Regions from separate parts of the Homo sapiens genome. Here region 1 is linked to region 2. The links are chromatin contacts, found by Hi-C or POLR2A ChIA-PET in ENCODE. All regions are on one chromosome and are shown on one strand. Each heading gives the region's core, a stretch centred on a gene start or an enhancer-like site at or near the end of the contact. The rest is flanking DNA. Distances are from core to core; before and after follow the strand shown.

Evidence for each region. A loop is a pair of places that touch in the nucleus more often than their neighbours do. ChIA-PET counts read pairs that join two places held with the same protein, here RNA polymerase II (POLR2A). Pooled maps may share reads with other maps.
Region 1: a map of CD8-positive, alpha-beta T cell shows a loop between it and region 2 (16-fold over the local background). The contact joins the promoter of DPM1 here to the promoter of CEBPB-AS1 in region 2. A Hi-C loop is called at or near these places in 2 of 168 maps with a recorded cell type or tissue (both CD8-positive, alpha-beta T cell) and 6 of 50 pooled maps. POLR2A ChIA-PET finds 5 or more read pairs at or near these places in 3 of 52 experiments (CD8-positive, alpha-beta memory T cell, WTC11 and activated CD4-positive, alpha-beta T cell).

The regions. Positions count from the first base shown.
Region 1 is chr20:50,956,164-50,959,781 of GRCh38, forward strand. It overlaps DPM1 (dolichyl-phosphate mannosyltransferase subunit 1, catalytic), which reads right to left and starts at 2,369. Exons shown (of 9, transcript NM_003859.3): 1 at 2,200-2,369. The coding sequence starts at 2,360. It overlaps MOCS3 (molybdenum cofactor synthesis 3), which reads left to right and starts at 2,655. Exons shown (of 1, transcript NM_014484.5): 1 at 2,655-3,618. The coding sequence starts at 2,680. RefSeq lists enhancers at 2,126-2,615, 2,828-3,438.
Region 2 is chr20:50,190,819-50,194,627 of GRCh38, forward strand. CEBPB-AS1 (CEBPB antisense RNA 1) reads right to left here and starts at 1,251. Exons shown (of 7, transcript NR_125739.1): 1 at 846-1,251; 2 at 450-604. CEBPB (CCAAT enhancer binding protein beta) reads left to right here and starts at 12. Exons shown (of 1, transcript NM_005194.4): 1 at 12-1,850. The coding sequence starts at 216. The coding sequence ends at 1,253. RefSeq lists silencers at 1-208, 35-244, 385-824, 1,245-1,354 and an enhancer at 2,719-3,280.

The DNA.
Region 1 (3,618 bases), core at 1,119-3,618, 770 kb after region 2:
TCCACTGTGCTTCAGAATTAACATCTGTTACTTCCCATTAATCTCAGGTGGTAGTTTCTAGTCTAAAAACAAACCAACACAATACTTGGTGGATAAATAATACCTACGACATAACATTCCGTTTTCTCTTGGTCCTGCTTTAAGAAACAAATACAAGAGGCTGGGCGCGGTGGCTCACACCTGTAATCCCAGCACTTTGGGAGGCCGAGGCAGGCGGATCACGAGGTCAGGATATCGAGACCATCCTGGCTAACACAGTGAAACCCCGTCTCTACTAAAAAGAACCCGGGAGGCGGGGCCTGCAGTGAGCCAAGATGGCGCCACCGCACTCCAGCCTGGGCAACAGAGCAAGACTCCGTCTCCAAAAGAAAAAAAAAAAAAAGAAAAAGAAAAAAGAAACAAATACAAGAAAATCAACCAGAAAACATATTCCACTGTTAAAGGCTTTAACAAGTCAGCCCCAGCAAACTTTGAAGACAAGAAAGCAAACCCCTGTGTTATCTATTCTCCAAGAGTAGAACAATGACTTTGGCTTCCCACTGTGCCTTAAATCTGGGCACTGGTGCCTTTACATGCCAAAATATGTAAGGTGATTTTAATAGACGTGCTGAAAGAGAAATTCCATAAACAAAATGGGGTCGTTAAAAGCAAATTACTGTCCCCTACCACTTCAAAGCAGCTACACCACCTGAGGGTGAGGCAGCTCAAAGGTACCAAGCTGGGCTGACTTCAAGTAATTTGATTGCATCTGAAAAGTTTTGTTTCCTTTATCAAACTTCATTTTGATCTTAAAAGATTGATTCACAAACCATTAAAAGGAAACATAAATTGTACTACATAAAAAAATTAAAACAGCAAAAAAAAAAATTGCAAAATTAGAATACAAGCCCTGAACGAGATCGGTTGTATGATAGTTACTTTCTTTAATTTAGAGCTTATAGAAATCAAAATTAAAAGATTAAACAGGAAAAATAAAAATTTTAAAACTCTGAGGGGCAAGGCATATGAAGGCAGTTATTCAAGGAAATACAATCAAAACAGCAATGGTTTTCACAAATGAGTACTTCCAACAATGTTAAGTCTAATGCTCAGGCGGGCTGGTTGATAGGGAAACAGGCACTCTGAAGAATGGAGAGTCCAAACTTGTACAACCTTTTTTTTCTTTAGAGCAATTTGGCAGTAACTGTCCATTTTAAGCACATTTCTGTCGACCCAGCAATCCTACCTCGAAGAATTTATCCCTAGTACACAAGTAAAAGTATGAACGCGTCTGCTGCCAACACTGATGCAATAAAGGAGCACCGCTATGTGTCAAGCACTTTTCTAAATTTAGCTGGAAAATATGGTGTGAACAAAGTCCTTGTTCTCATCGACAAAGCAAAAGCCAAAAAACAGAAACAACCAAAAGGCGCTGGAAATAATCCAGTTCATTGCCATGACCTGATTAAATAAATAACACAGCCATATGGAATGTTACCTAACTTCCAAAGTAATTTGCTATGTTTGTACATGTTAATATGAGAAAAAGTCTTCAAAGATTTCACAGCATGATCCCATTTGTGCAATCGTAAAACAAGTTACTTCGTACTGACTCCAGGATTTTTTGCAGTTTTTAAAAACACTGCATTAACACTTCCAAATTCGAACTCCACCCACCCCCCATCCCGGTTCTAACAATCACACCAAACATCCACCAGTGATCAGCGAAGATGCTCTTCTGCTTTCTCCTTTCCAGAAAGGTTATCGTGCCCAGCAATAGCTCCCTAACCCACACACACCAAACCTCATGCTTATGTAAGCACTCGGCACCGGAGCGGAGAGTGAGAGCTCTCGCTTGGACTCCCGGCTCTTGCCGCAGATCCTGACCGCCTAGAGGGAGGAGTGGGATCACGCTTTCAGCCTCGCTTCCAAGTAAAAGAGTGGCCAACCTTTCTACGGAAAGGCGGGGGACGGGAGTACTACATAATAAAGATAAATGAGAGTCTCACAAAACCCAAGGGCAGGAATGAGAACCCAGGACACGAAGAAAACCCAACAAGCATCCGCCTCTGCTTCCCTCGCAGGGTGGCCCTCTCCCCGGGCCTTCCTGTGTGAGGCAAAGAAGGCTGGACAGGGCCGCTTCGCGCAGCCAGCTGCCGACACCCGGGCCGGGGAAGCCAGCTCATCTCATTCTTCGGGGAGGGAGACCTGGTGCGCTACCTCTCGGAGAAGCTTTTCACCAGCAGCCACACGATGAGCGGCAGGTTCTCGCGCTCGTTGTAGGTAGGTAAAAGCACCGAATATTTGTTCTGTCGTGGACTGCGCACTTCCAGCTCCCGCCGAGACCTGCGAGGACTACGACTGACTTCCAAGGAGGCCATGGCGGAACTGAGCCAGATGCCGGAAGCGGAATTACGTAATGTGGCGCGGAAAAGGACGGGTCGGACCGTACCAAATTCGGAAGCGGGGGATGACCTGTGTGATTGATCGCTAGTTCTTCTAGGGCCATTGCGTGGTTCAATTAGAAATATTCTGGATTTATACATCTTTGAAGTTTAATCTGAAGGTTTCTTCAGGAAGTAAATATCTATTCATCACCTTTTCCCAAGCTCCATAAAGTTTTTTAGTTTATCCCAGTCGCTAGGAGACAGAAGACGGAAGCGGAAATGCCTTTCACGACAACTTCCGGAAGAGGTCGCCATGGCTTCCCGGGAGGAGGTACTCGCCTTACAAGCTGAAGTTGCCCAACGTGAGGAGGAATTGAATTCGCTGAAGCAGAAGCTGGCGTCGGCTCTTTTGGCTGAGCAGGAACCGCAGCCAGAACGGCTGGTTCCGGTGTCGCCGCTGCCGCCGAAGGCCGCTCTGTCCCGAGATGAGATTCTGCGCTATAGCCGGCAGCTAGTGCTGCCCGAGCTGGGCGTGCACGGACAGCTGCGCCTGGGGACCGCGTGCGTGCTAATCGTGGGCTGCGGTGGGCTCGGCTGTCCACTAGCGCAGTACTTGGCAGCGGCCGGCGTGGGCCGCCTTGGCCTTGTGGACTATGACGTGGTAGAGATGAGCAACCTGGCCCGCCAAGTGCTGCATGGCGAGGCACTGGCTGGCCAGGCCAAGGCCTTTTCGGCCGCCGCCTCGCTGCGCCGCCTCAATTCGGCAGTGGAATGCGTGCCGTACACTCAGGCCCTTACGCCAGCCACTGCCCTAGACCTGGTCCGCCGATATGATGTGGTGGCTGACTGCTCGGACAACGTGCCCACTCGCTACCTGGTTAATGACGCATGTGTGCTGGCGGGTCGGCCCCTCGTGTCTGCCAGTGCCTTGCGCTTCGAGGGCCAAATCACAGTCTACCATTATGACGGTGGCCCTTGCTATCGCTGCATATTCCCCCAACCACCCCCAGCGGAGACAGTGACCAACTGCGCGGACGGCGGGGTGCTCGGTGTCGTTACCGGGGTCCTGGGCTGCCTGCAGGCCTTGGAAGTGCTGAAAATCGCTGCGGGTCTGGGCCCCTCTTACAGTGGCAGCTTGTTGCTCTTTGATGCCCTGAGAGGGCATTTCCGCTCTATTCGGCTGCGGAGCCGCAGGCTCGACTGTGCAGCTTGCGGGGAACGGCCCACTGTGACTGATCTGCTGGACTATGAA
Region 2 (3,809 bases), core at 1-2,500:
GGAGAAACTTTAGCGAGTCAGAGCCGCGCACGGGACTGGGAAGGGGACCCACCCGAGGGTCCAGCCACCAGCCCCCTCACTAATAGCGGCCACCCCGGCAGCGGCGGCAGCAGCAGCAGCGACGCAGCGGCGACAGCTCAGAGCAGGGAGGCCGCGCCACCTGCGGGCCGGCCGGAGCGGGCAGCCCCAGGCCCCCTCCCCGGGCACCCGCGTTCATGCAACGCCTGGTGGCCTGGGACCCAGCATGTCTCCCCCTGCCGCCGCCGCCGCCTGCCTTTAAATCCATGGAAGTGGCCAACTTCTACTACGAGGCGGACTGCTTGGCTGCTGCGTACGGCGGCAAGGCGGCCCCCGCGGCGCCCCCCGCGGCCAGACCCGGGCCGCGCCCCCCCGCCGGCGAGCTGGGCAGCATCGGCGACCACGAGCGCGCCATCGACTTCAGCCCGTACCTGGAGCCGCTGGGCGCGCCGCAGGCCCCGGCGCCCGCCACGGCCACGGACACCTTCGAGGCGGCTCCGCCCGCGCCCGCCCCCGCGCCCGCCTCCTCCGGGCAGCACCACGACTTCCTCTCCGACCTCTTCTCCGACGACTACGGGGGCAAGAACTGCAAGAAGCCGGCCGAGTACGGCTACGTGAGCCTGGGGCGCCTGGGGGCCGCCAAGGGCGCGCTGCACCCCGGCTGCTTCGCGCCCCTGCACCCACCGCCCCCGCCGCCGCCGCCGCCCGCCGAGCTCAAGGCGGAGCCGGGCTTCGAGCCCGCGGACTGCAAGCGGAAGGAGGAGGCCGGGGCGCCGGGCGGCGGCGCAGGCATGGCGGCGGGCTTCCCGTACGCGCTGCGCGCTTACCTCGGCTACCAGGCGGTGCCGAGCGGCAGCAGCGGGAGCCTCTCCACGTCCTCCTCGTCCAGCCCGCCCGGCACGCCGAGCCCCGCTGACGCCAAGGCGCCCCCGACCGCCTGCTACGCGGGGGCCGCGCCGGCGCCCTCGCAGGTCAAGAGCAAGGCCAAGAAGACCGTGGACAAGCACAGCGACGAGTACAAGATCCGGCGCGAGCGCAACAACATCGCCGTGCGCAAGAGCCGCGACAAGGCCAAGATGCGCAACCTGGAGACGCAGCACAAGGTCCTGGAGCTCACGGCCGAGAACGAGCGGCTGCAGAAGAAGGTGGAGCAGCTGTCGCGCGAGCTCAGCACCCTGCGGAACTTGTTCAAGCAGCTGCCCGAGCCCCTGCTCGCCTCCTCCGGCCACTGCTAGCGCGGCCCCCGCGCGCGTCCCCCTGCCGGCCGGGGCTGAGACTCCGGGGAGCGCCCGCGCCCGCGCCCTCGCCCCCGCCCCCGGCGGCGCCGGCAAAACTTTGGCACTGGGGCACTTGGCAGCGCGGGGAGCCCGTCGGTAATTTTAATATTTTATTATATATATATATCTATATTTTTGTCCAAACCAACCGCACATGCAGATGGGGCTCCCGCCCGTGGTGTTATTTAAAGAAGAAACGTCTATGTGTACAGATGAATGATAAACTCTCTGCTTCTCCCTCTGCCCCTCTCCAGGCGCCGGCGGGCGGGCCGGTTTCGAAGTTGATGCAATCGGTTTAAACATGGCTGAACGCGTGTGTACACGGGACTGACGCAACCCACGTGTAACTGTCAGCCGGGCCCTGAGTAATCGCTTAAAGATGTTCCTACGGGCTTGTTGCTGTTGATGTTTTGTTTTGTTTTGTTTTTTGGTCTTTTTTTGTATTATAAAAAATAATCTATTTCTATGAGAAAAGAGGCGTCTGTATATTTTGGGAATCTTTTCCGTTTCAAGCATTAAGAACACTTTTAATAAACTTTTTTTTGAGAATGGTTACAAAGCCTTTTGGGGGCAGTAATTGGCTTTTGTTTTTTATTTTTTTACTTTATTTTGGATTTGTAGGATTTTGTTTTTGCGTTTCTGGTGTGTAGGGGGTTGTGTGTGGGGGGCTGCTGTTATTTTTGGAGGTTTTGGTGGTTGGGTGGGGGTGTTGCAGCTGGTTTTTCTGCCTCCTCTGCTACTCCCCCTCCCACACACACAGGGTCTGCTTGAGATGGGGTTCCAGCCCCGGGGGAAAGGGGAGAAGAGTAATGGGTCAGGCATTCAGGCTGACTCAGAGCCCCTAGGCGCCGGGACGGGTGGCTGGGAACCCTGCTTGAGAAGAGATTCCGGAGCCTCTGGCTGGTCCCGAGTGTCAGGCTTGGGTTTGGAAGGGCTGGGAGGTCTGTGACCCCTGCCCTGTGTTTGGGGACTAGGTAGGCAGGCCTGTGACTGTAGGAGGAGGGGGTTCAGGTCTTGGTCCTGCTGAGCCCGAGTCAGGGCAGATGCTTTTGGTCAGTGTAGTGGGGTGGGTTGTTTAAAACACAGTTTGTGTATACATGTGTATTTTAAAGAGGGGAGCCTGGGTGTGTGGGCGAGTCTGTGTTTGTGTGTCCCTGGCCAGCAGGAGGGGAGAGGCCAGGCCAGGTGGAGAGAGGTGGGGGAGGGGTTCCCACACTTTGATTACCTTTCCTGAGGATGGGAGGCTCATCACTTGCTCTCTTTGCCCAGACTTGGACACTGAGCCCACCTCACCTGCCTGCTCAAGGTGGCTGAGCCCAGGCACAAACGTGGGGCTGCTAGCCCTGATTCCCTGGGACAGGCTCCTCTTCCCTGCCCACTGATCCCTTTGCCCCTTCCGGCTTCTCACCGCACCCCCTACTCCCATCCAGCCCTGGATGGCATTCCTGAGAGTTGAGGATGTAGATGGATGTGAGTGGATACATGTACAGCGTCCCACAGTGCCTGGCACGCAAGAAGTGTTATATAAGCGCTTGCTCTTGTTATTATTTTTTGCTGGGAAGCTGCTGGCATTTGGCACCCCAGTCTCCAGTGCAGCGCCAGTGTGGCCAGTACTTGCCAGGGGCCGGCATCTGGTAAACACTGGACCTGCCCCATCCCATTTAGACCTCACAATAACCTTTGGGAAGGTGGGGATTGTTATGACGCCTGTTTTTAGAGGTGGGGAGCAGCTTTGGGCTGTCCGATCCCTATGGGCAAGACACTGGTTGGGGGTTGCCCTGCCCTGAGGAATTCAGGGGCAGCAGGCATCGTAGCCTGGTTTGCCAAGGACCTGGGGCGGTCTGGGATCTCAGGAGCAGTTGCTGATACCGTGGTTCGCGAATGGGAAATGCTTTGCCCCTCCTTTTCCTTTTGGGGGCCTGGTTGTGCTTTCCCTGTGGGAGCCTGGGATGTGGGGAACAGACAGCGACACTCATCCCCCACCGCCACAAAGCGGAGGATTCCTATAAGCTCCACCTCCCTAATGCCAGTGTCTCCTGATGGTGGCTCGAGGGCTATGCAGATTGCTGGACACAGATAACCTCACTTCAACCTGGGACCTGCAGCGTGGCCCTGACCACGTCCCCTCCCAGCCCTGGGCAACTGGACAACTGGCCGGGCATGCCTTCAAAGCCTCGAAGTCAGTTCAGTCCCAAGCCCCACTGGTCTCGATGGTTTCTGTCAGTAGCAGCGACAGCAATGTGGGCTTGACCTCAAGGATTTACTTGCTGAAGGCAGAGGCTGAGGGGCTGGACCTAGGGAAGGAGGGAGGTGGAGAGGGTCGAAATTGAGGAACAAATCTCAAATCCCTGCTCCCTCCTTTGTCACCAAGAGTTGGCTGGTGGCCACTGCTCACCCAAATGAGGTGAGAGGGAAGCAGCCTGGCCAGACGGTGCCCCTCTTCCGCCCCCGTCTGCCCCACAGCTTCGCTTCTGTTTCCCCAGTGCTGTCCTGGAACCAGCGTTGAGTCAGTTC